Linked DNA regions of Mus musculus: region 2 is linked to region 1. The links are chromatin contacts, found by POLR2A ChIA-PET in ENCODE. All regions are on one chromosome and are shown on one strand. Each heading gives the region's core, a stretch centred on a gene start or an enhancer-like site at or near the end of the contact. The rest is flanking DNA. Distances are from core to core; before and after follow the strand shown. Region 1 holds the start of Hdac5 (histone deacetylase 5). Region 2 holds the start of Ubtf (upstream binding transcription factor, RNA polymerase I).

What was found. ChIA-PET counts read pairs that join two places held with the same protein, here RNA polymerase II (POLR2A).
Region 2: POLR2A ChIA-PET joins it to region 1 with 13 read pairs in Patski. The contact joins the promoter of Ubtf here to the promoter of Hdac5 in region 1. POLR2A ChIA-PET finds 5 or more read pairs at or near these places in 2 of 5 experiments (Patski and embryonic stem cell).

Annotation. Positions count from the first base shown.
Region 1 is chr11:102,228,677-102,231,607 of GRCm38, reverse strand. It overlaps Hdac5 (histone deacetylase 5), which reads left to right and starts at 1,436. Exons shown (of 27, transcript NM_010412.3): 1 at 1,436-1,603. Mir8101 (microRNA 8101) reads left to right here and starts at 1,458; the gene lies at 1,458-1,568.
Region 2 is chr11:102,317,575-102,320,505 of GRCm38, reverse strand. It overlaps Ubtf (upstream binding transcription factor, RNA polymerase I), which reads left to right and starts at 1,410. Exons shown (of 21, transcript NM_011551.7): 1 at 1,410-1,658.

The DNA of each region.
Region 1 (2,931 bases), core at 187-2,686:
AGAGGAAGAAGAGGAGGGAGGAGGAGGAGGAAGAAGGAGAGGAGAAGAAGAAAAGAAGGAAGAAGGAGAAGGAGAAGAAAAGAAAAAAGAAAGAAAACGTTTGGTTTATATAACCTAGATTTTTCAGGCATACAGAGTCAGACTCATGAACGTTTGTATAAAGTATTGGAACTAATGGATATTTTGTTTTGTTTGTTTGTTTGTTTTTTCCAGACAGGGTTTCTCAGTATGGCTGTCCTGGAACTCACTCTGTAGACCAGGCTGGTCTTAAACTCAGAGATCTGCCTGCCTCTGCCTCCCAAGTGCTGGGATTAAAGCCGTATGTCAAGGCAATAAACAAAGTCTAAGAGCTTGTCAGGATGACCAAGATACCTGAGCCTACTTCCCTGTCCTAGCCCAAAATCACATTCTTGCCTGAAATCTACTTCTTTGTTCCACCCTAAAATTAGATTCCTACCTGAACTTACTCCCTTGTCATGGCCCAATGTCAGATTCCTGCCTGAATCTCATTTTCTTGTCCTTGACCAATGTCAGATTCCTGTCAAACGCCCCAAAAGCCGCTTTTACACCCCCCACATATGTATAATTTTGAGCATCTGTATGATAACTTACTAAATAGATGTCTCCTAGTTTATTTGCAGATACCTACCTGATGGATATTTATTTAGGTTGTTTCTGACATCTCATATAACAAACAATCTCTTCCTATACTCATTTTGGAGCACAATATTTTCTTAGAATACATTTTTTGCTAGGAAAATTGCTAGGTCATTGACAAAACAATGTAGGTTTAATGATACAGTCATGTTCAGTTCCACTGACGTGGTAGTAGTATGTGTGGTATCAAAGTTGGGGACCAGCGGACTTTTAGGTTCTTGGTCTGTTCCTTTGAAGGCCAGGGACAGTTACAACCTATGCTGGCTTTCTCCAAGGAGTTTCTTTTAACAAGATGCAGCGCTGTGCCATATTAGCACGGTGGGTTAGAGACTTGTCCAAGCTAATCTTTCAGCTTTGACGCGCCTGCAGGGGCTTCCACTTCCAAGGCAGCCCCTAGGATTCCACCCCCCTCTACCCTCCCCCTAACGAGGGAAGGGCGTGTTAGGGAACAGCTCAGGCGGGCAAAGATTGCACCATCCGCCGTTTGAAAAGGAAGTCGAAAAAGCACAGAGAACAAAATCGTAAATCCCACACATCCAGCCCCTGCAGCAGCCGGGGTCCGGGTTCTACTCAGTTCATTACTTGGCGAAGAGATCGGGATCCCTTCTCTGCCACCTCCACCCCAGCCTAACCTTGGGCTGGGCATTGGCCCTTTAAGAAGCTGTCACGGTGGCGCTATTGGTCCCGCCCATCTGAGGGGAGGGCCGAATGGGAGGGGAGGGTTCTCGGTTGAAGCCCGAAAAAGGGGGGGTCTGAGCCTATTTTTAGCTCGGGGTCGGGTCACGTGACGAGAGTGACGTCTCCGAATGTTGTTGTTGGTGGCGGCGGCGAGCGGAGCCGGAGGAGCCGCCGCAAAGATGGAGGAGCCGTCGAGGAGGCGCTGCCGCTGCTGTTGCCGCCGCTGCTGCCGCCGCCGCCCGCGAAGCCGGAGCTCGAGCCGCAGCGGGTGAGCGCGCCGCACCCGCCAGGACCCCACCTCCCACGGCCCCGGGACGCCCCGCAGCGTCCCGTCCTCCCGCCGTCGCTGCCCGCGGGCTCCCCGCGACCCTGTCCTTCCTCCCGGCGCGCGCGCCGAGCCAGCCCGCACCCCCAGGGAGCGTCGCTGGGCCCGGGGAGTGTCGCCTTTGGCTCGCCGCGCGCGCCCCTCCTCATCCCTCCCTTGCAGGGCTCCTTCTCTGCAGGTAAGGGAGGGGCCGATTTTCCCGCACCCCGCACCCCGCGCCCCCAAATGTCCCGCAGACCGGCCGGGGATGTCTGATTTGTCTCCTCCCCGGCGGCTCATAATCCGTTGCAACTGCGATTTGAGCCTTGCAACCCGCATTCTGGGCAGACCCTCTCTTCACTAGACACCCCTTTCTTGTTACTCTGAGGTGAGGGGCGCAGCCCACCCACAGTGCTTCTCCAAGTGGCGAAGAACATACCCTTGATTTTATGTCCTTGACGTCCCTGCAGGTGGAAGAGGACTGCGGGGCCCATCTTACTTGTCTGTGCTATTCACCCCCTCGCCTGTGAGGCGTTACTGCGTTTATTACCACCCTCTTCTGTCTGACACCCTGGAGCTCGGGAAAGAGCTGGGAGATGAATTGGTGATCTTTCTTGGCTAGGGCAGATCTCCCCACCCCACTCCCGCGCCCAGTTTTCATCTTGGGTTTGTTTCTCATGGGGCAGAGGTTCTAATAGTGCCTTGTTAACTTGGGGGAGTCGGCTTCCCCCCTCCCCACCCATCCCTGGGGCCCTCAGGAAGATGAGAACTGGCTGGACGATAAGTAATTAATCTAAGAGCTGGGGGGGGGCGCGGGGAGTGTGTTTCATTTCGGGGAGAAGGTGACCACTTCATGTCCCTGCGTTTGGCCTTCTGAGATGAGCTTTGTCCCTGAAGAGGAAGGATAGCAGCTGCAGTTGCTTTTGGGGTGTGTGTGGTGTGTGTGTGTGTAGTGTGTGTAGTGTGTGTGTGTACCCATCACTCTGGTAGTGACCACTATGCTTCTGGGTCCTGGAATTAGCTTTGGATCTTGGGAATGGGAATGGAGAGAGGGGTTTAGGGATCAGTGGGAGGGGAAGATAGAGTTAGATCCTAGGAACAAAAGGAGGCAGGGATGGGAGATTGGTTTGGGCCAGAAGACCTCTGGCTAATCCTTACATTGGAACCTGTTGGCCCTCCACTTAGGTCCTAAGGTTGCAGGCAGGGAGGGTCTCCCAGGCTCTTATGCCCTCCACACTGGGACCCAAGAGCCCATGCTGGCTGTGGAGATGGGCTACGGATGAACCATGTTG
Region 2 (2,931 bases), core at 161-2,660, 89 kb before region 1:
CCGGGCTGCTCAAATCCTGCCTTAAACCGGGGTGCGGAGCTCTCTTGTGGGCTCCCCGTCGTCGCCGGGGTGGGGGGACAGCGCCCGCGGCCTGCTTTCTCAGGGCTGGCCAAGCCTTTTTGACAAGCTGATTGCGAGAAGGGGATTGGCTGATCCAGGCGTGACGCCGGTAACAACAAAGGTGGAGTTGGAAGAAATTAGATTAAAGGAAAGGAGGAGAAAAAAAAAAAATTAAAGGGGGAGCTTGCAGGCAACTGGAAGCAGAGACCGAGGGGGAGACGCACGAAGCTCCGTTCCCGGTTCCGACTTCCCCCTTCCAGCTCTTTCGCACAAACGCGCTGGGATTTTGCTCTAAACCCCTACCCCGGTCGCGGCCTAGTTACTGAAGCCCAGGGTAAAGGGATGGCCGTTCCGCTGCTTCTTGAAAAACCTCCCCAACTCCCACTGACACCCTACTACGACACAGGGGTGAACTTTTTGTTCTTAACTCCTCGGATCATACGGCCGGTGAAGATGGGGGACATCGAGAACAACCCAAGACTGGCTCTGAAATCCGGAAGGCCCTCGCCGGGCACCGAGACCCAAACGAGGCGGGGTACTTCCCGGGTATTTTCATACGTTGCAAACCTAGGAGGCTTTTTTTTTTCCCTTTTTCTTTTTTGTAACATTCCCCTTCGCCCCCATCCCGCTTTAGCTTCAGGGTTGCAAAAGCAAAGCAATAAAAAAAAAAAAAAAAAGAGAGAGAGAGAAAACCTGCGCACACAGACACACACCAGTGGCGACAGGGGAGAGTTGGAAAAACGCAGGAGAGGAGGAGGCAGGAGACAGCAAGGATGGAGCAATGGGAGAGGGAGCAGGCAGGATCCCTCACAGATCCCCCTCCGGCCTCAAGCTGCCTTGCCCGCCCCGACAGGAGAGCGAGGAGTCGGGCAAGCAGATGGAGTGGAGCTCGCTCTAGGCAGCTGGCTTGGCCGGAGACTGGAGGAGCCGCCAAGCGACCGGCTGATTGGAAGAGAAACGCAGAGCGATGGAGGCGGGGGTAGGAGGACGATTTCTCTGCGGGGACTGGCGGCGGCGTACACGCCCGGGTCGGGCGCTGCAGAGCTTGGCTAGCTTTCAACCCGCGCTCGGCGGCTCCAGCCCCGCGCACCCCCGCCCCCAGCCCTGCCGGAGGCCCCGCAGGTGAGTGGGAGCTGGGAGCCAAAAAAGAGCTAAATGTCGAAAAACATCTGCCTTGGAAAAAAAAAAAAAAGCAAAAAACATTTTTTTTTTTTTTTTTTACTATTCCTTTTTTTAAAATTTCGTGCAGCCCCCGAGCGGTGGGAGGGAAGGGGTGAGGCTGAGCCGCCCGGAGGAGGCGGAGGGGCCAGGCGAGGCCGGGGCGGCCCGGGAGGCGGCGGCGCCAAGGCGGCTCTGACGGGCGAGCGCTCGGAGCGGCGCTGCGCTGCGCTGCGCCGAGGCGGGCGGGCGGGCGGGCGGAGCGGGGCGGGCGGAGCGCGGCGCGTGGGGCTCGCCATTAGCCGTCGCTCCGCTTCGCCATCTCGGGCTTTGTCTGGAGACTCGCTGCCCGGGCGCCGGCAGCTGCGGAGCTGCGGCTCGGCTCTTCCGCTTGCCGTGCTGCCTGGCGCCCCCGGCCCTCACTAGCACCCACTTGCTCGGTAAGTAAGCCTCGGTGCCGCGGATTTCGGGGGAAAGGGGTTGCTCTCTGGCGGCGCCAATCTCCGTCCTCCACGCGCCCGGGAAGGCCTGGATAGCCATGCCGGGCTGGATTGAACCGGCTCCCAGAGTGACTCTTCCGCTGGGGTCGGCAGCTCCTGGCCGATTCCCGGGTGTGAGGAGGGACGGGAGAGGTTTTTGTTGTTTAGGGGACTAAGAATATATATTTTAAGTTTCACGGGTGTTCTGCGGAGCATAAGGGAACCGAGAGGTAGGCGCCGAAACCTCGCACCGCGATCCGGGAGCGTGAGTCCCAAGCCGGTAGCCACGCTCCGGGGACCAGGGTGGTCGCTAGCCCGCTCCCGGAGGCGGGAGAGAGGAGCAGATGAGGACTAGGCCGGGAAACCGAGCTTAAGCTGGGAGAGCCTGGAAGAGAGCTCCAGAGCAGGGTTGCCGGCACCCGCGAGGCTCGCCGGCCACCCTCTCCACCGCCGCACCTCGGCCCTCCCTTCCTCCCGCGCCGGCCAAGCCTGCTAGTTCCCCCGCGGGGCTGGCGAGGTCGCTTTAGCCGCCCGCTTGCTCGCCCGCCTCGGCTCGCAGCCCCGCCGCCATCCGGGCGGCTGCGTGTCTTCCCTGTCCCGGCCCCCCCCTTCCCCGGCGGCAGCAACAGCAGCAGCCGCCGCCGCCACTACCACCACCCCCCTCCCCTCCTTCCTTGCCTCCGCCTCGGCCGCCCGGGTCCCCCCAGCGCCCGCCCCTCCTCCCAGCTGCCCCCCGCGGAGCCCGCCCGGGCAGGCTGTGGGAGGGAGCGGAGCCGGCGAGGCGGGCGGGCTGGCGCTCGCTCCCCGGGGGTCGGTGTGCGCTCTACGGGGAAGGACGCGCTCGCTGCCCCGCTTCTCCCGCCCCCCCTCCCGCTCCTCCTCCTCCCTTCTCCCTCCTCCCCGCTCCGGCGGCGGAGGCTGCTGCGGCGGCGGGGGGTGTGCGAGCTGAGGCCGGGGCCGGCGGGCGGGCGGGCGGGCTGCCTGCAGGCGGAGGGCGCTGTGCTTTGTGCTTTTCGCCGCGAGGAGCAGCAGGCAGCAGCCACAGCCGCCGCCGCCACAGCAGCAGCAGCAGCCGCCGCCCCAGCGCCGCCGCCGCGCCCGGAGGAGGAGCCGCTGCCGCCGCGGGAGGGAGTTGCGGCTGTGCCCGGCCGAGCGGGGGAGGGCGCCGCGCTCAGAGCCGAGAAGGGAGCCGCCGGAGCGGGGAGCTCAGAGGCCGCGCTGCGCCGGGTAACCG